3 separate regions of the Homo sapiens genome follow, and regions 1 and 3 are each linked to region 2. The links are chromatin loops, found by intact Hi-C in ENCODE. Cell type or tissue: mammary epithelial cell. All regions are shown on one strand. Region 1 holds the start of LOC105369529 (a long non-coding RNA gene). Region 2 has its middle 5.6 kb from the start of POU2F3. Region 3 overlaps ARHGEF12 (Rho guanine nucleotide exchange factor 12).

What was found. Hi-C counts contacts between places; a loop is a spot of excess contacts. Peaks named below come from ENCODE experiments on the same cell type or tissue, not always from the same donor. Only the 100,000 strongest peaks of a DNase experiment are listed, where the experiment ranks them.
Region 1: it touches region 2 in a loop (2.3-fold over the local background); 2 of 110 quality-filtered maps call a loop at or near these places.
Region 3: a loop joins it to region 2, with 2.9 times the contacts of the local background. A loop is called at or near these places in 2 of 110 quality-filtered maps.

The regions. Positions count from the first base shown.
Region 1 is chr11:120,125,849-120,133,848 of GRCh38, reverse strand. TRIM29 (tripartite motif containing 29) reads left to right here. Exons shown (of 9, transcript NM_012101.4): 2 at 5,354-5,449; 3 at 6,280-6,513; 4 at 7,960-8,000. LOC105369529 (a long non-coding RNA gene) reads right to left here and starts at 5,355. Exons shown (of 3, transcript XR_948100.3): 1 at 5,159-5,355. In mammary epithelial cell, no CTCF peak of the experiment used is centred here; DNase peaks (open chromatin) are centred at 1,438 and 4,878; H3K4me3 peaks cover 1,878 bases; H3K27ac peaks cover 5,478 bases.
Region 2 is chr11:120,230,490-120,238,489 of GRCh38, reverse strand. It overlaps a transcript of POU2F3 not described here. Among named protein-coding and RNA genes, the nearest start is that of POU2F3, 5.6 kb to the left of the region's middle. RefSeq lists a silencer at 3,146-3,368. In mammary epithelial cell, a CTCF peak has its summit at 3,276 (motif pointing left); DNase peaks (open chromatin) are centred at 1,559 and 3,249.
Region 3 is chr11:120,427,797-120,435,796 of GRCh38, reverse strand. It overlaps ARHGEF12 (Rho guanine nucleotide exchange factor 12), which reads right to left. Exons shown (of 41, transcript NM_015313.3): 8 at 7,550-7,728; 9 at 6,280-6,357; 10 at 5,966-6,085; 11 at 3,886-4,026. Among named protein-coding and RNA genes, the nearest start is that of GRIK4, 80 kb to the left of the region's middle. RefSeq lists a cis regulatory region at 719 and an enhancer at 647-791. In mammary epithelial cell, a CTCF peak has its summit at 3,982; a DNase peak (open chromatin) is centred at 3,526; H3K27ac peaks cover 549 bases.

The sequences.
Region 1 (8,000 bases), 100 kb after region 2:
ACACCTCCTCCACTCTCTCAACCCCACCATTTGGTTCAGTTCAGTTCTCTCACCACATCTGTGGCTTTGTTTCTCGTCTCATTCCCAATTCTAACACAAAAGCTGAGCCACTGGCTGCTGGGCATGGGCAGCCGCTGGTCCTTGCTTTTCTGAGCAGCGCTGGTCTGCCCAGGAAAGCTCTTTGGGATTCGGGAAGGGGAGCCAGGCTAAAGGCCAGGGTGCCCTGGAGGGGCTGGGCCCACTTTCCCTGGAGACCTTGGTGACTTTGGGGGAGAATGCTTGCCCTGGGACAGGGTGGGTGAGAAAGGAGGTAGGGGGGCCTCTCTGGGTGCTAAGGGGGAAATAACAAAATAAAAGAAGCTTGGAGACAGGAAGCAGGGGAGCAAAGTGACAGGCAGGCAGGAGGCAACCCAGTGTCTGTGGCACACACCTGAGTGCCAGTGCCGGGCCCAGCATGTCCTACTTGTAGATGAAGAAACAAGGTCAAAGTCGTCAAGAGACTTACACAAGTTACAGCACTCAAGAGTGGCAGAGCTGGGATTCCTCTCCGCTATTTTAAGCCTTTTTGTTCCTGTAGGATTGGAAGGGTCTTCTTGAGATCACCGAGTCCAGTGGCTCCCAAACAGCAATCCCCAGACCAGAATCAGCTGGTGAATTGTTGAAACACAGATTCCCAGGCCTTAGCCCAGGAGGTATTTTAAAGGTCTCCCTAGAGAATTCTAATGTGTAGCTGGGTTGGGAATCAGAGATCTAGTCCAATTTCACCACAAGGAAACCAAGGCCCAGGAAGGGGAGGTTCCCACTGTGCCTGCGTCCCCATCTGCAAGGTGAAGGAGGAGACTGAGGGGGGTGCTAACTCTCTGTGGGCCTGGCATTCTGTCTTCTTCCCCACTCTTGGCTGGAGATGGCCAGGGTGATACCTTCCTTGCCCCATCTCACCCCTCCCCTGACCTGAGGCTGTGAGGAGGCAAAAGGAACAGTAAATCTCAGTCAAACAGACTAACTGATCCTGGGCTGTTTTACGTCCGAGTGGAAATGGGGAAATCTATCCAGCATTTCAGATTCTTATCCAGATAATTACCATTTGTCTGAGAGTACAAATTTGGCAATTAACTGGCTCATTTGGCAAATGTCACAGCCGATGGCCCATGTAGTGAATTCAGGCCAGGGGAAGATCATGGCCAGTCCTCTCCTCCCTGGAGCCAGTGCAGGTACACCTATCCGGGTGGGTGCTCAGGTGTGTCTCCACCTGAAGACCACGTCCAGGTTGAGGCACTGCTAGCTGCTGCACCACCCATCTGCTCTCGGGAAAACCTCTGCTCACCCAAGGCTGAAGGATTTCAAGGTTAGGTGGCCCATGCAGGGCCCGTTCCTGGCATCAGAGAGCAAGAGGCAAACAGACAGGTGTGGGAGAAGGGAACAAAGGAGTCATTTAGGGACAGGCCTGGGCAGGGAGGAATGAAGCGGAGAGTAGGAAGTCAGGAGGGAGGTGTGGGCAGGGCGGGACTGTGGGGATCAGAGGCCCTGTCAGCCATCAGGGCCTTCAACCACTTTCTGAGGGAAGAGGGAGAGAGGGAGAGAGAAAGCTGGGGCCTCAGAGGACAATGGGGAGGGTGCTGGGAGGGAAGCGGGGGCAAAAGGAAAGAGATGGAACTGCCAAAGTGCCATCTGCAAGGTGAAGGGAGCATGGGAGGGCTTAGGCCAGCAGGAGTGAAGGGGAAGGACGATGCCACAGAAGACACACAGGACAGCCTAGTGCCACCACCTCTAGGTGCGCCTCTTGAAGCACAGAATAGGATCTGAGTCCTGTTGTTGAAGCTTGGCCTTACCGCTTTCCAACTGTGAGAACTCAGGCAAGCTGTGTAATCTTTATAGGCCTCGGTTTTCACACCTGTGAAGTCGGAGGGATAATGCCACTTACCTCCACAGGAGGCTTTTGCTGGTTAAAGGAGAAAAGTCCTGGCACATACTAGATGCTCAGTAATCAACACTGCCTTCCTTCCCTCTCCTAGTGTTGAAGGAGAGCCCAGCGACTTTTAAACCTTCCCATGTTATATTACTTCCTATACAGGAAAAATTGCCAAGAGCTGAACAGACACAAGGTGCATCCCTAGCTGTCACCCCAAATGCTCCTCCCCCGACAGGGTAGGACTCATCCCAGAGGTGAGAAAGGACCATTCTAGCAGCACAGAGTTCCCAGTCCATGGGAACTCCAAGAGCCTGCTGTGTCCTGCCGGTCTGGTCTTGCAAGACATGCTGTGGGAACAAGGCCCCTTCCCAGCCTGTGTCCTACTTCTTCAGTGCCCCAAAGAAATAGGAGGCCAAGTCTCTCCTCCACCCTGACCGACTCTTCTGCCCACAGCTGCAGACAGTCTCCCCTTCTGGCCCTGCCCTCACAGGTTTCCACATCATCCGCCAACACCTCTGGCTCTACTCTCCACCCCTCGGTGCTCAACTAGCCCTATTGCCCTCTTCCCTTGTTCTCTTACACAGGATGGACTCCTGAGGGACTGGCCTCTCCCTGCCCTTGGCCTAGACACTTCTTTGTTCTAATCCCCATTGAATTCTGCATCCCTGAACTCACTATCTCCTTCGTCTGTCTTGGCCAATGAATCCACGCTCACCTGGGGAGACCTTTCCTCCTCTGCAGCCCCAACCATGCAGCCCTCACCTGGTCTCCCTGTGCACTTCTGCTCACTCCAGGCACTCAACTCCTGGCCTTCACCTTCTCTGGTCAGACCTTCTGCCACTTGCAGGTGGTTAGTCCACCCTCATCCCCTTTTGTCCTCCTTCATTTCCACCAGTGTCCTCCAATCTTCAATTATCCATGAGCTACGCTTCCCTCTTGCATTCAGCCCAGTGTCTTGACCTCACCAGCCTCTCTATGCACTCCCTACTGTTCACTCTGTGTCCGGACAGTGTACACACTTCATCTGGATCCCAATCTGACAGCGTACACTATCCTCACCACTGAACACCACCAACCCCTCACCTGACCACATCTGCTGTGCTCCTCACTTGCCAATGCCGGGCCCACCTGCCCACCATGCTGCACACACTGCTCCGAGCATGGTGTGAGTGAAAGCACCCAGCCTGGCCCCTGGTCCATGGAAGTTGCCCACACAATAGTGATGATGGGAACCATTGCTCAGACAGTGCTCACGCTGTGCCAAATGCTTTCTGGGGGCTTCACTCCCAATCCCAGGGCATCCCACAGCTTCCCTGGAAGGCAGGTCCTCTTCCTGCTCCCATGGACCAGACAGGGCTACTGAGGCACAGAGAAGCCAGGCAACTTTCAGAGGCACCTGCTGTCCTGTGCTCCTGGGGAGCCCCCTCTGAGCCCACCATTGCTCATTTCATGGAAGGGCTGCCCATCTCCTATTTGAGACAGGACTTTTACCAGCGCTGGGCCCTGGCCTATGGTGGGAGGGATTGTGTTTTGTTCTCTGCTTTCCTTTCCATCAGACCTTGTCCTCGGGGTGGTAAGGTGGGGTGAGGAACCCAGGTGCCAACTCCTCCATCACTGAGCTGGGTCAGGAGGTTGGGGGTCTCCAGCTGTTCCCTGACCTTGGACTTCACTCAGGAGTTCTCCAGGGATGAGAAAGGTGCTTCGGACAGACCCCCAGTCCACTCTCTTGGACTCTTCCTCACAGCTCAGATCTGCTTGCCAAATCCAGCCTCCTAAGAGGCCTTTGGGGCTGTGGGATCTGCCAGCCTGTGTTTCCTGGGCTCTTGGGCTCTGCATCGTCAGAGAGTGTGAGGGTCGAGTTTCTGCCATTACAGTGGGCCTGCTTTCTCTGTTTTCCACTCTCTCACCACCTTATTTAGTGGCTGCTGGCTTCTCTCCAGACTTTTTTCCAGAGATGGGGCCAAATCTCCATCCTCATCTCCTTAGGTCCTCTTTTCCATCTCTGGTGATGGTATTTTCCATGCTATGGCATTTCCGGCCGTTTGCTGGTGGGGCAAATGCTACTGAGAACAACTCTGAATCTCCCTGCCTGGAGAGTCCAGGAATGTGGTGGTGGGGGCGGGGAGGCCAGGGATTCAAGGACTCTCTGGGAAGCTCTGTGGCTCTTGCCCCATGCCTTCCCCACCCTCCGGGCACCTTTTCCAGGAAAGCCAGGGAAGCTCTATCTGCCATCGGATCCACTTCCCCGGGTGCCTGCAGGAGGTCCCCTGTTAGCACTTCCTTGGCCCGGTGGGGCGTTCAGAAGGTGTGCCGCATGGTGTTGCATGTGCCCAGGTGCTCATGACTCCTGGCTGATGGGACTCCCATTCCTAGAGGTTTGTGGCATCCTCACCTTGACTATTCTTTTGGGCTCCGCAAGGTGATGGCCAGAGAAAGGGGTGGGACTCTGCATTCAAAACCCAGTGGTAGTGGGGAGATCTGGAGCAATCCAAGGCTCTCTTGGATGCTTTGTTCTGTCAGGTGGAGATCATCCACCTATTGTCCATGCTAGAAGGGGCTTTGAGTGTCCTACAGGACAGCCCAGCAGAACAGAGGCTTGGCTGGATGGGATTGGCCTTAGCTTCATGCCTCTCCTTTTGTCTCTATTGTGGCTGCTTTTCAGAGAAGGGCATTTCCCCACATGAAAGGTGAGTATGGGAGTGAAAGCTAATGTCCCAGTGTGCTACTGATACAACCTCTTCCTAAACCACCCCAGACCCCAACAGTCTGTGTCCTCTTCCTGAGCAGGGGTCCCTACAACCTCTTCTTCCACTCTACACTGCCTTCCTCTCCAGCCTTCTCCTTCCCCAGAGCCCCTGGGTAAAAGTCTCCGTCTTGCCAAAACTGCAGAATGCCTTCCCTTTCCCATAAACAGGTTTTATAGCTGTGCCTGCCCAGACGGAGTCCACGCCGGCGGCAACCCTGGCTGCTGCTTGCAACACAGCCCTACGTCATGCCATAGAAACGCTGCACACTGTTACTGCCACGAGACACTCCCTGGGCTGGGCTGGGCTGAGCTGGGCTGGATCCCCTTCCTTTCTCTTCCCATTGTCCCCAGGTCCACTGAAAAGGGCAAGCACCCTGTAAATGAGTTTCCCTCCTGCTCTTGCTGGGTGGAGGAGATAGGCAGAGGTTTAGCCCTTAAAAAGACATGGCTAGGATATCCAGCCCTAGTGGCCTGAGAATACAGCAAGATGGTATTTAACTTACTGCTAGATCCTTGGCGACTGGCATGGTGCCTGGCATATCCGAGGTCCTGATGAATGTTTGCTGAATGAAGAGCTGAATAGATGAGTGATGAGCCCTGGCTGCGAGTGTGCCCCCTGAGTGGAGCCGCTCCCTGGTTCTCTGGTTCTCTTCCATCTCCTCCCCCTGACTTCTCCAATCCTGGCTCTTTCTCTGCAGACGGAGCTGTCATTGCAAAAGGAGCAGCTGCAGCTCAAGATCATTGAGATTGAGGATGAAGCTGAGAAGTGGCAGAAGGAGAAGGACCGCATCAAGGTGAGCAGCCCCCAAGCTCACCTTGCTGCTCCCTTACCCGACCTGGCCTGCCTGGAAAGACGCAGGCCTTGGCTCCCATTTGAGTCCCAGGCCCACGTAGACATCCCAATATGTTTCTTCTGGCTTCTCCCACCTCCTCTGACATTCTCACCAACTCCCCTTCTCAGTCTGAGCCAGGCACTCAGGTGGGATCCTGTCTGTGACCTAATGCCCATTTCATATTATCCCAGCAAGTAAAGACCCCAGACTTTCCTCCAGTGTGTCTTCCAATGTCCTCCAATGTCTGTTCTGCCCACAAGACTCCCCAGCCACCAAATACACACCATTTCTTCTCTACTTATGCCATTTTGGCTAAATGTATGTCTGCCATGGTTTGGGTAATTGCAAACCACAATCTGAAATCACTGCCTGCTTGACCCTGACTACATACACAGCCAGCATACACATTCATTTTCTGAATACACATTTCTACATATACATTCATTTTCTGAATAATGTTTGGTTCTGGTTAGGGTTTCAGGGAGCATATTGTGACCCATGGGAGAACTTTGGGGCCCACAGGGAATGATGGCTCATATCAACCCACCAAGAGGAAGGAGCCACAGGTAGATAAGAAGCGTGGACTGTGAACAAACCTGGCTATCTCTGTCAGTAGGTGGCATCCCTCAGTGATGCCTTTGAATGAGATTCTTGGCCAAATAGGCTTGCCAGGTTGGGGCAGTGGGAATGCCCTGATCCTGTGCTGGAAACCTAAAGACATACCCGACTAGGGTGATTTCTTTCCCTAACTAAAGCCCTGCCTAATCTCTTCCCTGACTCTGGACCTCCAGAGCTTCACCACCAATGAGAAGGCCATCCTGGAGCAGAACTTCCGGGACCTGGTGCGGGACCTGGAGAAGCAAAAGGAGGAAGTGAGGGCTGCGCTGGAGCAGCGGGAGCAGGATGCTGTGGACCAAGTGAAGGTGATCATGGATGCTCTGGATGAGAGAGCCAAGGTGCTGCATGAGGACAAGCAGACCCGGGAGCAGCTGCATAGCATCAGCGACTCTGTGTTGTTTCTGCAGGTAACAAGCCACTCCTCTGTCACTCAAGCCCTCGATTTCACAATCCACTTTTTGAGACCCCCCTCCAACATCCATCCATCCACCTATCCACTTATCCACCTATTCGTCTATCTGTTCATCCACCATCCAGCCATCCAACCATCCATCCATTCATCCATCTATCCAAGCGCCATTCTCTCTGTTTAATTTTTTAAATCCAATCCATTTCTTTACCTACTCTCAAGATGGCAAACAAATATCACCTTTTACCAACTTCAATTGATATGTGCTAGCAGTGCTCTGGGCTCAGTAGGAAAGAGTTGTGAGATCAGTGAATCGGGTAGAGGGGGAGTGGTGTAGGAGTGCTGCATATTTGTTATCTTGGATCTAGTCCGTTTGTCTATTCATCCATTCATCCTTCCATCTGCTAGAGTGTTTTAGATACTACTGCATGCCCAGTACTCTATTAGGTGCTGTGGCGAATAGAGAAGTACAAGACATGGTTTCTGCCTCCAAGCAACTGCAATCCAGCTGGGAAGATAAGACATGTACAATTAAAGAACAATATAGAAAAGTGTGTAATTAAATGATAAAGCATATGGCTCAGGAGATAAGTGCCTGTAGAAGCTCAGAGAAGGGCAGGTGGGCTGGAGGAAGCTAAGACAGCTTTGTGGAGGAGGTGGAGTTTGAACTGGGTCTTGGAGGCCGGTTAGGATTTGAGAGGGAGGACAGAGTCTTCGGTGAGGAGTAAGGGAAATGAGAAGTGCAAAGGCAGCACTGAGCATGGCGTGTAAAAGTTGAAATACCACTGTGGGCTGGGCATGGTGGCTCACGCCTGTAATCCCAGCACTTTGGGAGGCCAAGGTAGGTGGATCACCTGAGATCAGGAGTTCAAGACCAGCCTGGCCAACATGATGAAACCCCATCTCTACTAAAAATACAAAAAAAAATTAGCTAGGCATGGTGTCACACACCTGTAATCCCAGCTACTTGAGAGGCTGAGGCAGGAGAATTGCTTGAACCCAAAAGACGGAGGTTGCAGTGAGCTGAGATTCAGCCTGGGTAACAGAGTGAGACTCGCCTCAAAAAAAAAAAAAAGAAAGAAAGAAATACCACCATGGCTGACCCCAAATTCTATAGTAATTCCTTGCATTTCTTTAGTGTGTTCACTCCCAGTCTTTGCAGTTTGTGTCCCTCTCATAAACCCTATGAGGTAAACAGATGCACCCACTTTAGAGGTGGGAGTCGTGGAGTCACACATCTGAACGCTAGTGCCATCAGGGATGTTAGCATCCAGTGGCTTTTAGTTGAACCTTTTCATGTTACAGAAGAAACAAACATCCAGTGAGGAAGAGTGGGGCTTGCAGCGCTGAGACCCCCAGCTGCACTGTGAGAGCCCCTGGCAGAGAAGCGTCCTCATAGCTCATGAAGACCCAGGCAGTTAATGGTTCTTTCCTTTCTTGGTAGGAATTTGGTGCATTGATGAGCAATTACTCTCTCCCCCCACC
Region 2 (8,000 bases):
GTTGGTAACTGATCAATTGCTTCATTCTAGTGCCAGCACCCCAGCACCTAGAACAGGGCTGGGCACACAACAGGTATCAGAAAGTGTTCTGTGGGTGCTACAGTGGCCCCAGAGGAACAGGAAGCACTTAATTGCTTCTTCAGGTCCACATACACCACCCTCCCCAGTCACATGGACCTCCCTTCCCCACGCTCCCGAAAAGAAGGGAGGAGAGAAACTTCTTCTTGCTTCTTTTTCTTTTTCTTTTTTGAGATGGAGTTTCTACCTTGTTGCCCAGGCTGGAGTGCAATGGCATCATCTCGGCTCACGGCAATCTCCGCCTCCCAGGTTCAAGCGATTCTCCTGCCTCAGCCTCCCGAGTAGCTGGGATTACAGGCATGCGCCACCATGCCCGGCTAATTTTGTATTTTTAGTAGAGACGGGGTTTCTCCATGTTGGTCAGGCTGGTCTCAAACTCCTGACCTCAGGTGATCTGCCTGCCTCGGCCTCCCAAAGAGCTGGGATTACAGGTGTGAGCCACCGTCCCCTGCACTTTTTCTTGTTTCTTCTGGGTGAGGAAAGAGACCAGCAAGGGCTTATTGGAGGCCCAAGGGGGTCCCTCTCAGGACACTCTCAGCCTCTGTTCCTTCCTTCCCTCCTATTCAACACTCCCCCAACTCCCATCCCCTTCTGGCCTTTTCTTCTCCTCCCCAACTTCAGGTTTGGCCCCTTCCCTGAAGTCCATTTCTTACCTACAACTGCACTCACCTACCACCATTCTGGAAAAATGCCTGCACACAGCTTATATACCCCTGTGTGCTTGTGATTTCCATATCTCTATTTGCATATTATTTGCATGGCCATGTGCACCGAGGGTCTCATTCTCCGACCACCTTATCTGGGGCCCGTTGCCCTTTTTCATGTGCAAAGTCACATTTCTTCTCTGGGCTTTAGTTTTCCAAAAGTCAGAGAGGCCCATATTTGATAATTTCAAAGGGCCTTCTGTCTCCAGCAGCCTAGGATTCTGGGGTTCTGGGGGGAATGGGGATATGGAGTTCTTGTGGGGATTGGGGTGGAAGCTGAGGCACAGATAGGACCTTGGAGGTTCACAGCTGGAGGCACAGCTTTGGGTTCCAAACTTGGAGTGTGGAGGTAGGAGGATGAACGGGGCAGAAGGGGCTGGGTGGGGAGAGGATAGCAGATACTCCCTCACATTCATTCATTTACTCATTCACTCAATGAATATAGATTGAGTGCTTCCTACGTGCCAAGAACTGTGCTCCATGCTGAACATACACCATCTGATTTTAGTCAGTGCCACTTTAGATGGAAGGTACAATTATTAGCCCTGCGTTACAGATGAGAAAACTGAGGTTCAGAGAAGTAAACGCAGCTAGTAGACTACAGAGTTGGTATTTAGACCCAGGGCTGCCAACCCCAAAGCCAGGATTTTAGTCCTGCCCTCCAGTTTCTGAATCTGAGCTTCCCCTTCTCTTATCAGATAACGAGGTAGAAAGAACCTAGATATCATTGAACCCTTCATTTGAGGGACCTGAGGCCCACAAGGAGGGGGACTTACCCCAGAAAACAGAACAAACATATGGCTCAGCAGAGACGTTTCTACTCTTCCCTGCTTCTCCCTCATGTGCCCTGAGGCTTAGAAGGCTGGGGTGCCCTCTAAGTCCCACCTGTGTATAGGGTTGAGGGGGAATGGTGAGCAATCTTTATTCCTTCTCTCTCAGACTTGCTCACTGATCATTTCAGTTAGATGAGCTAGAATGGGAACGTAGAGAACTCCTTTACCCCTTCCTCCTTTAGCAGTTCTTGGAGACTCCATGAAACCGGTTTTTTGAGCTCTGGGCTGGAGTGAGATAGAGAGGAAAATGTCAACCCCCCTGAGCCTGATACTCCCTGTCCCTGTTTAGCTTAGGAGAGGAAAAGCTGTGGGGAAGAGAGAGAGATAGGGGTTTGCCTGGAGGTTAGAAAGGAACAGAAGAAAGAAAGGGAAAAAGAAGCCAGGACAGGAAATTTCTGTGCCTTTGGACATCAAAAGAACTATATGTAAATGAAATGCAAATTAAATGCAAATCATCCCTCCCTCCCTCCCTTACCCCACCTCTCTCAACAGCTGGAGGACTTTTTTCAGAGTAGCAGAAGCCTTACTCCAGGATGCTGTGGTTTTGAAACTGTCATCAATTCTGACCCCTCCCCAGGTCCTCCGGGGTCTCCTGGAGTGACATCTAACCCCCTTGGCTGCACCTCTAGGGAGTCACTAGTGCCCCAGGCTTCATTTCTATTTGAACATATCATCAACTTCTTTTGTTTCAAGGACAGAAAGCTCTAAGAGTCAAGCCTCCTTTCCAGACACAGTGGGTGGAAATGGTGCACAGCCCTGGAGAGGGTACTGCGTGGAGTGGGCCCAAGCCCCATCCCCACCTCAGCAGGGAAAAGGGACCTTCTTGGCTGTAGACCCTGGGCTCACTCCCATTTCCTGTCCTGTCAGCTGGATTGAGTTGTCAGGGCTAGGAGAAGGGCGGAGAGTGAGGCATCCTGGAAGGCCACCAAGGAACAAGTCCCTTCTAGCCCTTTCCTTCTGCCAGATGGGCCATGGGGCCCAGAGCGTGGGGGTACAGGAGAGGGTCAGCTCCTTGCCTCAGGGTGATCAAAGAGAATGGATCCAAACTCAGATTCCCAATAAAAGCAGATGGGAGCAAGGGAGAGGCTAGGAAGGACTTCCAGGCCTGTTTTAAATCATATGTCAAGGTACATCTGAGGGCATCATTGCCGGGAGGCTTTTGGTGGAGGTGGGGTTCGTGTCAGGGTGACACAGTGAAAGGTGTCTTGGGAACCAGGATAAGGTAACTGTGACTGGCGAGGGGATGGGTAGAGGACACCAGAGTCAGGATACAGAGCTATTCTCTGCTCTGATGTCTCTAATGCTGAATACCCCCTGCCCTTGCCCAAGAGACATCTCCCCATACCCAGCCTTCACCCATGTCGGGGGGCAGTACACACACATTCATTGTCCATTTTGCACTTAAAAGTTCAGAATCATTGATAATAGCAACATATATTTAATTTAAAGACAACATAACAGCAACTCTGCTTCCAATCAATTTTTTTGACTTTGAGGCCGGCATTGGACCTGAGCTGGATCTTTCTAACTGCACCTTCGACAGAGCCCAGCCTCAGCCTCTGCCTCAGCCAGCCCTTTCCTGGCTGCCTGGACCCACCTCACCCCAGGTAACCTTCCCAATCCACTTACACGCTCAGGGCAAGTCTAGGCCCTGCGCGCCCTCTCGTGGTCACAGGGGCGTGTGACCCTGACTTTTGCACCTCTACCTGCAAGACCCTGGAGAGATCTTTTCACAGGAGTGCCCATCCATGGCTGGGGGATGCACAGGGGAGGGCCCCAGGTCTAGGCAAGATGGGGATGTTGAATTTTAGTTTCAGACTACCATTGGGTCTTCCAGTCCCTGCTCCCCATCAAAGACCAGACCTCAGCCCAGAACCCTAGTTGGAGTCAGCCAGCTTGGTTGTTTCTGCTCAGTCAACGCAGTGACAGGTGCTCCTGGCCCGTTGGGCTATCCGTCCTGTTGCTGGACATCTCTGCCAGTCAAAATGTCCTACCTCCTGTACTTCCCTTTGCAGCTGCAAAGGGCACTGATCCCCGTGGGATCAGCGTATAGACAAGGACTGAGTGTGAAGGCGCGAAAGCAGGAGCCACGAGGGTGGTGATATTCACATGGGAAGGACCTGGAATCTGCCCTGACTTCGGTGAAAATAGTTCAGCCATTTCAGTAACAGATGACTTGTGACACATATCCTAGCTGATTGCTGCATAGCCTTGAGTAGCGATTCCAAGGTTGGAAAGTGCTGGGGAGGAGGATGCTGGCAAAAAGGTGGTCTGTGAAGGAGCCGGGAGAAATAGGGCAGAGGTGGAGAGGGACCTGGTTTTGAGGTGTTTTTTTATTTTGTTCTTAAGATGAGAAAGAATGCGAACTCTCCAGGGCCACTGGGAAGGAAGCAGGAAAGGGAGCAATGCTAGAGGAAGAGGGGATCATTTCCCCCAGAGAGGGAGGTCCGGGAGAGTGGGGAGAAAAGACATGTCTCCATGAGGTCAGGAGGGGAACTGGGAAGGTGGGTGCCAGCGTAGGCCAGGGAGTGGTGAAGAGGCTTCTCCTCTCGAGGCTTCTGCTTTCTGTGATGTAGGAGGGGAGGGAGCTGCCTCTCATCCTGCCTCTCCCTGCTTAGGAATCAGGACCTTGTCACAGGAGCCAGGGCTGGTGAGATAGTTGCCCCCCAGGGGCATGTGGACACCACCCTTGTGACTGTCTTTCCCTGGCTCCACTGAGAGCTCCTGAGGTCCAGCCCTTCTCCATGGAGGTCTGCACTGAATACCCACCAAGTGAGCCTACACTTTCCACCCGCTTTTACCCTCTTCCCTTCTACCACTAACCTTCTAGGTCCCCAGCTGGGGCCACTGTGGTTATCAGTCAGGGTTTCTGCAGGAAAACAGAACCAACTTAACTCGGAGTGCCTCTAACAAAGGTGTTATTGACAGAGATGCCAGCAGGCTTAAGGGAACCAGCACCCAGAGAGGGGCTGCACAGAGAAGCGAGGGCAGAAGAGGCAACAGGAGGAGACAGTGGTATGGGAGCCCCGGAAGATCTGGAGCCTTGGAGGAATGAAGCCAGTGCCACATGTGTGGTGCTGAGGCAGCCAGCAGGGAACTGACACCCCACTGCTGTCCTGTGCTCCCACCTGCAGTGCTTCTCATCGGCTGAAGCCAGAGGGTGAGGAATCCCAGGTGAGGGCAGAGGAGGGTGGAGGGGAACAACCATCCCAGCTGTCACCTGGCTACAGCCAATAGCTGATACTGAGAATAAGCCCTGGAATGCTGTCATGTTTCTCACTGGTCAAACAGCGAACAGTTTATGACAATACCAAGCGATGGCAGGCATGATGATTCATTTTATGTGCCAATTTGGCCAGGCTCTCATACCCAGCTGTTTTGTCAAACATTAGCCTAGACGTTGCTGTGAAGGTATTTTATAGACGTGACTACCTTTATAATCAGTTGACTTTAAGTAAAAGATCACCCCTGTATTGCGGGTGGTCCTCATCCAATCAGTTGAAGGCCTAAAGAGCGAAAATGGAGGTTTCCTGAAGAAGACATTCTGCCTTAAGACTATAACACAAGAGTCCCGCCTGAGCTTCCAGCCTGCTGCCCTGCCCTACAAATTTCAGACTCCCGGCTGGCCACAACATTAAGTTTTGCCTCAGCTGCCAGACTGCTAGTTTGTTAGGATTTTGGGCTTGCCAGACCCCAAAATCCAGCAAGCTAATTCCTTAAAATAAATCTTTCTCTATGTGTGTATCTTACTGGTTCTGTTTCTCTGGAGAGCCCTGACTGATACCACAGGAATATGAGAGAACGGGAACTTTCAGACACTGCTAGTTGTGTGTAAACTGGAACGGCCCCAGCTGTAGGGTGATCTGACAGCATCTACAATGTTCACGCCTGTGACACAGACATTCCAGTTGCCTGTTTTTTCTTTTCTTTTTTGGAGATTGAGTCTCACTCCATCACCCAGGCTGAAGTGCAGTGGTGCGATCTTGGCTCACTGCAGCTTCCGCCTCCCGGATTCAAGCGATTCTCCTGCCTCAGCCTCTCAAGTAGCTGGGATTACAGGCGCCCATCACCACGCCGGCTAATTTTTGTATTTTTAGTAGAGAGGGGGTTTCGCCATGTTGGTCAGGCTGGTCTTGAACTTCTGACCTCAGGTGATCTGCCCGCCTCGGCTTCCCAAAGTGCTGGGATTAGAGTCAGTTGCCTGTTTTTTCTATTCCTGCCTACAACCTGGCTTGTAAGAGCAAGTCACAGTAAACAATTCGATTTTCCATCAGTAGCCAAATGGCCAATAGACCATTTGGGAGAATATTAGGCGATTAGACATGGAATGCCCGTGTTGGGGAAGACCTTGGAGATAACCCAGTGAGACCCTCTCTCTTATGGGATGTGTGTGACCCACACAAGGTCACACAGAGCTGGGCCCCAGCGGGTGCCCATGCTCCTCAGATACAATGCTGGCCTCGAGCCTTTGGTTCTTGAGAGTGGCACTTGCCCTCCTTTTTGCCGGAGTCCTTGTCCCCTCATCCACCAGAGCCAGGTCCAATAAAGACCCTGGGGTAGAGGTCCTCCAGCTGTGGCCCACAGTTCCCCCACTGAAGGCCTCCCTTGGCTAACAAGCCTGAAGGGAGAGATGCCTGAAGAAAACCCACAGGAAGTCCATAGTGAGGTCCAGCCCAGCCCGGGTGAGGTTGCCCAGGGAACCAGGCACAACTCATCCTCCCGGCTTGCAGCAGCACCAGTCAGGGCTGGGTTTCTGGCCTCCCCGAGGGTGCTTTGCTTACCCTGGCAAACGGAAATCAGGCAGTTCTTCCTGCCAATTCTGGTCCCAGGAATCTTTGGACACTGTCCCCACCACCCCCTGCCCACATGTTCAATGATTGCTACTACAGAGACTGGCCCAGCAGGTGCTCTACACTCCACACTCCTCCCCGTCCCACCGAAGCCTAGGTCCCCTCCTGTGGGTGAGCTGTGCTCTCGGAAGTTCTGGCTGGCCAACCTCATAAAGCACTTTGGGTTGGGAGGGGGTGTGGAGTAAGAAGGACAGGGGTTGGATCTCAGTTCTGTTCTAACAAGATGCCTGGACTTGAACTTGGGCTGGTCACACAATTTTATAAGGGAGCCACATCTATAAAATGTTACAGAGTCACTACAAGGAGCCAATGGCCAATTTATATGAAGGCACATTGTAAACCCTAAAGTCCGCAGAGAAATAAGTACTGATATTACCACTCCCAAGTGTTTTACACGGCCACAAAAGCCTCCTGCGATAGGGAAGTCTTATCTCAGTGTTTGCCAAACAGCTGACCACCTACATCTATTTCAACAAGCTCCTAAGTGATTCTGATGCACACTAAAATTTGCTTTTCAGCAAAGAAGTGACTGTCACGGCAGGATTTCAGGTGCTGTGACAGTGGGGCTAAGGCGGTTGGGCGAGTGCTTTGGAATGGTGGACTCGAGCCCTTGGATGTGGCCCTGTGGGAGGTGCCTACTTTGCAGAGTGTTAAGGTCAGCCCAAAGTCTCAGGGATTCTTCTCATCACCATCCCCTGAGACTAAGGAGCCCAAGGCAGCTGGTGTCTGTAGTGATGGTGTCCAGAGCCCCCTCACTGCAGGGGCCAGACAAGCTAGGAGGTGCTAGTCAAGGAAGGTCAGAAAAACACTCCAAGTCTTGAAAACATTGCTTTTTAAAAAAGCATTATTTTTGGTGACTTGGAAATCAGAAGGGAAAACATACTGATTTGGGGACTCCCCTTCCATCAAAAAAGGCACACAGGAGGTAGCAGGTGCCTTCTCCAAGTATCCCTTGCCCACCTGGAGCAATGGCTGGGGCTTGGGATGGAGGCCCTGGCAGAAAGGGAAGGAGAAAAAGGACTGGGGGGTGACTGATGGGACAGCTCCCTCCCCATCCCCCAGCAAGGCTGAGCTGGTCCTTGAAAACAGGTTCAGAAGGGAGGTGTGCCCACCTGAAAAGGTTATCTCCCCGCTGACCCTCAGCTCAACCAAGGCCAAGCAAGCCCAGCTCCCTCAACCCTCTGGCCTGCATGAGTTCAAGGGGCAGTTGCAGCCTGTTCTGGGAGTTCTGGGAGCAGAGTAAAGGGGACCACCCTGCAAACCCCTTCCCTCGCCAAGGCCTTCAAGGAAGGATCTGACTGTCCCCATCTCTTCCTTGAGAAAGTTGGGTCACCTGGGGAACCCATGAGACTCTTCCAACCCCTAAAACACTCCTGCCTCCACCTTGCCAAATCGTTACCATCTTCCAGCCTCAACCCACACCCCAACTCTTCCAGAAAGCCTTTCCCAATACATGCAGCCTGCACATCCCTCGCTCTGGAACCATCCAGAACCCTGCCCGGCACTTCCTATTACAGCCTCTTCATGTTGAAAGA
Region 3 (8,000 bases), 200 kb before region 2:
CACCTGTAATCCCAGCACTTTGGGAGGCTGAGGCGGGTGGATCACGAGGTCAGGAGATCGAGACCATCCTGGCTAACACGGTGAAACCCTGTCTCTATTAAAAATACAAAAAAAATTAGCCGGGCATGGTAGCAGACACCTGTAGTCCCAGCTACTCGGAAGGCTGAGGCAGGAGAATGGCACGAACCCGGGAGGCGGAGGTTGCAGTGAGCTGAGATTGCGTCACTGCACTCCAGCCTGGGCAACAGAGCGAGACTCCATCTCAAAAAAAAAAAAAAAAAAAAGCTTGACAGGGGACGTTATAATGAAGGAAATCATGTTGATATCACCTAAACACCTTAAGCTTACAACCACAGTAAGACAGCCATTCACATCCTCATGTGATATAATGAGATGTACATAGTATCATCTATGAATTATTCCAAATAACAACTATCAAACCTAATGTGATCAAGACTTGTAGATTTAACTAGGAGTTTTAAGAAAATTTAGATAAAGGAACATGTCATACGACACCATGAAAATATAATTAGAAAATGGATTGTTTTACTGAACATCTGACTCAATTTCTTTAACAACAACCACAACAACAAATGGCCAAGGAAAAAAAAGAAGGAAACTATTATAAATTATAAAGACTTAAAATGACTTATTAACCAATGGCAATATGAAAGCCTTGACTGGATCCTGAATCAAATAAACTGTAAAAAGATCATTATAAAACAAGGTAATAAAATTGTGTATTGAGAAAATATTAATTCTTAGGATTTAATAAGAATATTATAGCTATATTTTAAAAACTTCTTATCTCTTAGAGAGAGACATATTAATAAACGAATGCCTTGGATTTACTTTAATCTGGTGTTTGGAGGATGTGAGGAATAGGGGGTACAAACAAAACTGCTGAGACTAGGTTCTCAGGGACATGAGGAGGATTATGTTAGTCTTTACTTTTGAATATGTTTAACAATTTTCCAAAATAAATAATTTTTCAAAAATATCACTCACAAACTGAAAATCAAAATGATAGATGCTCTGAATTTCAGATGATGATTTGTTACCAAGTTGCTTCTCTTGTGAGAACTGGGTATCAGGGCATTCTTTAAAGCCTTCTCCAAGGTAAGCAAAAGCAGGGAACTTTCACAAACACCACCAGGAAATTATTTTATAAAAATGAGAAGACAATGAAAAAAGTTAAAAGCACTGATTCAAAAGATAAAATGTAAAACCGCGACTCAAAGTACTGTTAAAACAACAACAAAAGCAGACCGGGTCCTCCATACTTAAAATTGAAACAAACATGGAAATCCATAAGCTAAAAGCAACACATCTTTAGCCTCAGACACTTGTAGAAATTAAACCTGTGTGTTCTGTGTTCAGAAGATAGCCTAGCTTGGACTTTATCATTTCTCACTCGGATTTCCACAATATTCATTTATTTATTTGGCCTCAGTTTCCTCATCTATGAAATGGTGATACTGCTTTTTTAAGATTATTATGAGTGTTAAAAAAGAGTATCTGTAAAGCATTGGGTACAACCTCTGGCACAAAGTAGGTACTGAATAAATGCTAACTATTATCCATTCAGCACACATTTGTTAAAGTTCCTATTAAGCCAAGCAGTCTTCTTTTCTTACAGATCTCCCTCTTTACACCAAATCATTTTCCACAGATATGTTTCTGATGGTGTCTCTCTTCTGCATGCAAGATAAAGCCCACTTTATTCATTGATTTCATGTATTCAAATACTAAGTATCAATTACATGTCAAACAGTCTTAATTGATTGGAATGCCTATTTCTATACTAAACAATTCACTCTTTTTTTTTTACCCACCCCTGAGATGGAGTCTTGCTCTGTCACCCATGCTGGAGTGCAATGGCGCGATCTTGGCTCACTGCAACCTCCGCCTCCCTGGTTCAAGCAGTTCTCCTGCCTCAGACTCTGCAGTAGCTGAGATTACAGGCGTGTGCCACCACACCCAGTTAATTTTTTTTTGTATTTTTAGTAGAGACGGGGTTTCACTATGTTGGCCAGGCTGGTTTTGAACTCCTGACCTTGTGACTGGCCTGCCTTGGCCTCCCAAAGTGCTGGGATTACAGGCGTGATCCACGGCGCCCAGCCAACAATTCACTCTTTTATAAGGTTATATTTCTAAGTCACATGTTTTATTGTAACATTCCTCTAAATACAAGATAAAATTCAAATTTCTCATTCGTATCATTTGCTCTGAATGCCTACAATTTGCTACACTTTGGAAACATAAAGTCAGACAAGACAGTCCCTCTGCTCTCAAGGAACTTCCCATCTCATGGTAGGGACAAGCCATGAAAACAGCGAGGAGACGCATTACTAAAACAAAAAGAAGAGTACGAAAAGCATTCCCAAAAGCGGTATGTACTGCTAGAACAAGTTGAAGCCCTTTATAACCTGGATTCATGATTTGGCTTCTAAGATAATCTCTAGCCATTCCATCTATAACCCTAATATGCCAGGTTGCCCTAAAATTCTCACTGCTCTCTCAAAATGTTACGCATTTTCAAACCTCAGTGCTTTTGTTTATATTTCGATTACTGGTATTTTGGAGCTAGGTGGAAGTAGATCACCTATTGCCTGAATAAGTTTGGAAAGTTAGTTAACTCCCTTTGGCCTCAATTTTTTCTTTTGTAAAGTTACAGTAACAACAGTACTACTTCATAAGGCTGTTTTGAGAATTAACTAAGGAACATAAAACCTTATCACCGTGTATGGGACATATACCCAACAAATATTAGTGACTACCATTTTTTCCTTGAGCCCAAATTGAAATTTTCCATTAAAACCTTTAGCTAACCCAATCACAAGACTCCTATCACTACCTTAAAAAACAAAACAAAACAAAACAAAAAACCCACAAATCCTCAGTTTGTTTTTTGCATGAGGAACTGGGTCATTGGGCCTAAGCCTCAAGAGATAGCCTGAATGATGGCTTAGACCACGGCTTCCTTTTTAAAAAACAACAAAACAAAACAATCCCCCAACAACAACCTTCAATAAGAGAGAAACTTCACATTGTTAAATAGTAGATGTGTGTATATGTAACAAAAGTCCCAAGAAGTGACACCTCTTCTATATGCAAAGCACTGTATTTCCTATTCTTTTTTTAAAAAAGAAATACAACCCACAAAATTGATTTCATGACCCACAATTACAAAACATTCGTTCAGACTTCTTCCCTCATCACTTTTAAAGAGGGTGATCTACATTTAAGTCATTATTCCTACCACTGCATACAATTTACAAAGTATTGCTGGGTAAGTAATACTGAACTTAGCTTTTAGGTATTCATATGTCTATGGTGTTACATCATATTCAGCTTAAAATGTTTTATTATCATCTTAACAGATAGTCATGTTCATCTGGCAGTTTCTGGGTTAATCAAGAAAGTGCTGTCACTAAACCTGGGCTATTAACTGAAGCCTATCTAACAGGACTGAGGTTTTTCCTCTTGGTAATGGCAAAGTGCCCCATGATTCAAGACTGAGTCACTCTGACCACAAATGGAATATTAACATGCTCTTAAAGATATCAACAGTTGGTCTCTCGGTTCAGTAAAAATGCACTGGCATTAGTAACTTCTCTACCCACGAACAAGATGCCTGCTGGGAAATTCCATCCCTGTAAAAGAAACAGTTGGCAATGGGTGTTCAAGGGAAAAAGTGAACTCTGGAATTAAAAGCTTATATATAACAGTAACCAGATTTCTGTTTATCAAATTGGTACATTAAAAATGGGGATGGTAAAAAGTGCTAAGACACCTCTAATTCACATCACTTAAAATCAAATCTAGAAAGGGGCTGTAAAGAAGAATACAGAAGAAAAAAGATTTAGAAAACTGAAAGCTTACATCTGCATTGTCACTACTGGGCCGAGAAGCATCTCCACTGCTACAGTCAGTCCTGCCCAGTACATCTCCAGGATCTGTTTCTGCCTCACTGACTGTTAGGGTGTCCCCTAAAGGTCTGGAGGGTGTAACTACAGCTCCATCCTAAAACAGATGAAAGAAAAACACGCGCACACAAACACATAAAAGAAAACTTTCATTACTTGCTGCATAAAGAAATAGTGGTACTACAATCTACATGGAGACTACTAAAAGTTGGACATTCTGATATGCTCAAGTATGTTTAAAATTCTACGAGTAAAATCCATAAATAACTACTAATTCCGGTATTCTAAAATGTCATGACCTTAAAGACAGGGCAAGTGATATTTTGGTAAAAAGAATGTAAGTTCAAACTTCTAAATATAGCAAAAAGATAAAATGGTTTGTTAATTTATGTAATTTATATTTATATAATTTATATTGTCTGCCCATTAATAAAGGTTATTACCCTATAGTTTCTTGTTAACTACCTTCCAATGCTTCAGAGTGTCAATCAATGGCCAATTCTAGGACATAATACTATAACATAAATTATTATAAGCATTTAGATCAGGTTATAAGCATTTATTTATTTATTTAATTTGAGATGGAGTCTTGCTCTGTCACCCAGGCTGGAGTGTAGTGGCAGGATCTCGGCTCACTGTAACCTCCGCCTCCATGGTTCAAGCCATTCTCCTGCCTCAGCCTCCCGAGTAGCTGGGATTACAGGCATGCACCACCAAGCTTGTCTAATTTTTTTATTTTTAGTAGAGTCGGAGTTTCACCATGTTGGCCAGGATGGTCTCAAACTCCCGACCTCAGATGATCTGCCCGCCTCGGCCTCCCAAAGTGCTGGGATTACAGGTGTGAGCCACTGCGCCTGGCCAGGTTATAAGCATTTAGATTGCTGTCCAAACAGGGTAAGAATATTATATTTGCCTAGTAATAACATAAAACTGTCAACATTACTGAGGTGTAACACTCAAAATGTGACATCGCTACTGGGACTGAAGGTAATGAAAAAAACAATGGAATGAAAAGTACACTAAACCAGGATGTCAGGGGACCTTACATACTGTATGGCCTTGTATAGGTGATTTAACCAGTTTAGACCCTAGGTTTCTCAATTATAACATAATTTTTTTAAATCAGAAAGTAAGCAGATTAGGCTAGATGATCTCAAAGAATTCTTTTGCGAATATGCAGCCTTCCCTTCAGATTTAACTCGGGAACAGTGACAAAAAAACAGCTTTTACCTATTTTAAATGTATAGGCAATTTATCTACTTTGCTTTAAGATGAAGTACAAGGTGCTTTACATATCCCAAATCTGAATATTACAGAATGTAAGTCTGGTTAACATATAAATGCTGAGCTTTTTTTTTCTTATGAGACCATTATCTCTATAGCTTATAACTATACAGCAAATTCTACTGAAATCTATTTTTAAATTACAATAAAAATATAGTCATTAAGAGTATGAATGTGCTTTTAAATCCTCAGACTGGGTTTGAATTCCAGTTCTATTACTTTGCAGCTATATGACCTCAGACAAGTCATTTAATCTCTCTAACTCTCTCTAAGTATATATGTAAACTGGAGGAAAACAACCATAAGTAACCTCAGAGATGTTATGCAGATTAAATAAGAAAATGCTTGTCCATATATTTAGCTCAATGCCTGTTGTTGTAAATTCTTAAATTCCTATTTAAAAACATATCAACTGCCATTCTGTTTTAAGATGGCAGAATGAACCACAAAAAATATAAATATATATATATATCTAAATACATTTTAGTAGTTTGTCACATCAAAGCAAAAGCACTCAATTCTTTTTTAAATTATTATGGAACAAAGAAATGTGATCTCATGAGCAAGCAAACAATCAGACGCCCACATTTATTTTTGTTAATCATTACTTCTGTAACATCCTTAACAGGACATCCTGTTGTCCTACGCTAGAAAAATAACTTTAAAAAAGGCAACTGCAACATTCTCTGACACATTCCCAGAAGAAAATTCTCCTGCAAAAAGTTGGGTAGCACTTGTAATAGTGATGCTACCTGAGCAGAGCCTGTGGCTTTGGATAACTGCTCTTGCAGCTGAGGAATGTGTTTCTTGGCCTCTTGGATCTCTTTTAGCAATCTTTGGGCAGGTGTTCGGTTGTAATCTTCCTGCAATAACTGAAAAGTTATAAAAATATTTTCAGAATTAATTACTTATGTAAAAAAGATACAGAAATAGTCCATTCTTAATCAATAATATAACTAATGGCATTGGTTACAATGCTGCTTGATTGTGACTGATAAACACCAACTCAACCATGCCCACTCACATTTTTATTGGCCTGTAAACAGCCCTACTTCTCATTTAATACCTGTAGCCGTTCCTGTTCTTTCTGTAACATTTTTCTCAGAATTTCTACTTTCTGGTTATGAACCACATTGTTTTCCTCCTAGAAAAGAAAAAGATAAAAAACAAACAACAACCAGTATAGACAAAATGAAGCTAAAATAAATAGAGAAAATGTGGCATACAAAGTTCTGCCTCGGCTCCAATTATCAATACCTATTAGGTTTTTACTTCCGGGTTATGTGGACAGGCTTTCAGACATGACACTTACAAGAAACTACAAGGAAATGTCTGCCCTTCTATTTCATTTTTACTAAACTGGATTCAAGAGAACACTAAATATTGATATTGGAGAAATGAAGTTGTCTTAGTATAAGAATAGTATCTTTTACTTTCCCTCATTTGGATCTTTACTATCGATCCCCATGCATAGCTCAAACTCCCAGTACCTCTTACCTGAAATATGAAGACAGCTCCCTAATTCATCACCCATCATCCCTCCTTGTTTCACAACCCTATAATATTTTACCAAATTAGTCTTCCTATAATCCTAGGATAATCATGTACTCTTTTGCTTAAAAAGAAACAACATTGAATGGATTCTTACTGCTTATCTAGTTACATGTAAATTAGCTTGGGAGATGTGACTTTTCAAAATATATAGTCAACCTACTATTTTCAAGTTCATCTCCCACTATGCACATCCTTAACAGGCACCAACCAACCAAAAATCCTAGCTACTTCTCCACAATATTTGATGCTTTTTTGGCTCCTTCTATTTATTGTTCTTCTTCTATGTGCTTTCTCCCTCCTTTGAATCCTCATAGAACTTAGCATTTTTTTTGCCCTCATAATGTCTACATTCTGCCTTGTATTATAGTTACTTGTATACTCTTGACTTAATCTCAATCAACAAAGCTTTGTTAAGCACCTTCTACATGCTAAGCAATATTTCAGGTACTGGAAACGTAACAGTAAACAAAATAAACAAAAATCCCCGCCCTCCTAAAAGTACACATTCTAAGATGACTATAATCTTGAACATAGAGTACCTTAACTATATTTCTGTGGGTGGCACACTGTTTTACATATGGCAGGTGTCTAATACTTGTTAAATTAAATCTGCTATGACAATATTCTAATCATTCCTATTATGTAATTTTTATATTAGTAAATCATTTTCTAAAATCTTAAATTTAATTAGTTCATCAGCCGAATACTTGAAAACTCTCCATATAAAGTAAACACATCCTTATAAGACTGAGCATTTAACTAAGAAATTTCCCCATTCTTACCCCCATGAGCACAGGACTAGTGATTCTCTCCATATTCCCAGATGCTCCAGGTGAATGAGGAGATGTCATGATGGGAGACATATGTCCAATGACTGACGGCTCTACTTCAGAGTCGGCAAGTGGAATCTGGGGCGACCCAGGTGGGCGTCCCTGAACAGTGAGAGCTACATAGGAACCAGCTTGGGGTGGGGAGACGGAAAAAGGGAAGGGAAGGGAAAATAACATTGTCAAGAAACTTTTTATACCATTTTACTACTTAATCTTCGATAGTTCTAAAAGATCCAGTTATGTAAGACAGTCCCATCATCTGCTACATCATGTCTCCACAGAAAAAAAAACTAATTTGTCATTTCTCTTTTATGACTGCCCTAAAAATCCAAAAGAATGATGCCGTTTTCAGATAGCAAGTTACTACTAGTAAGATCAGATATTACTTAAAAGCAAATAAAAT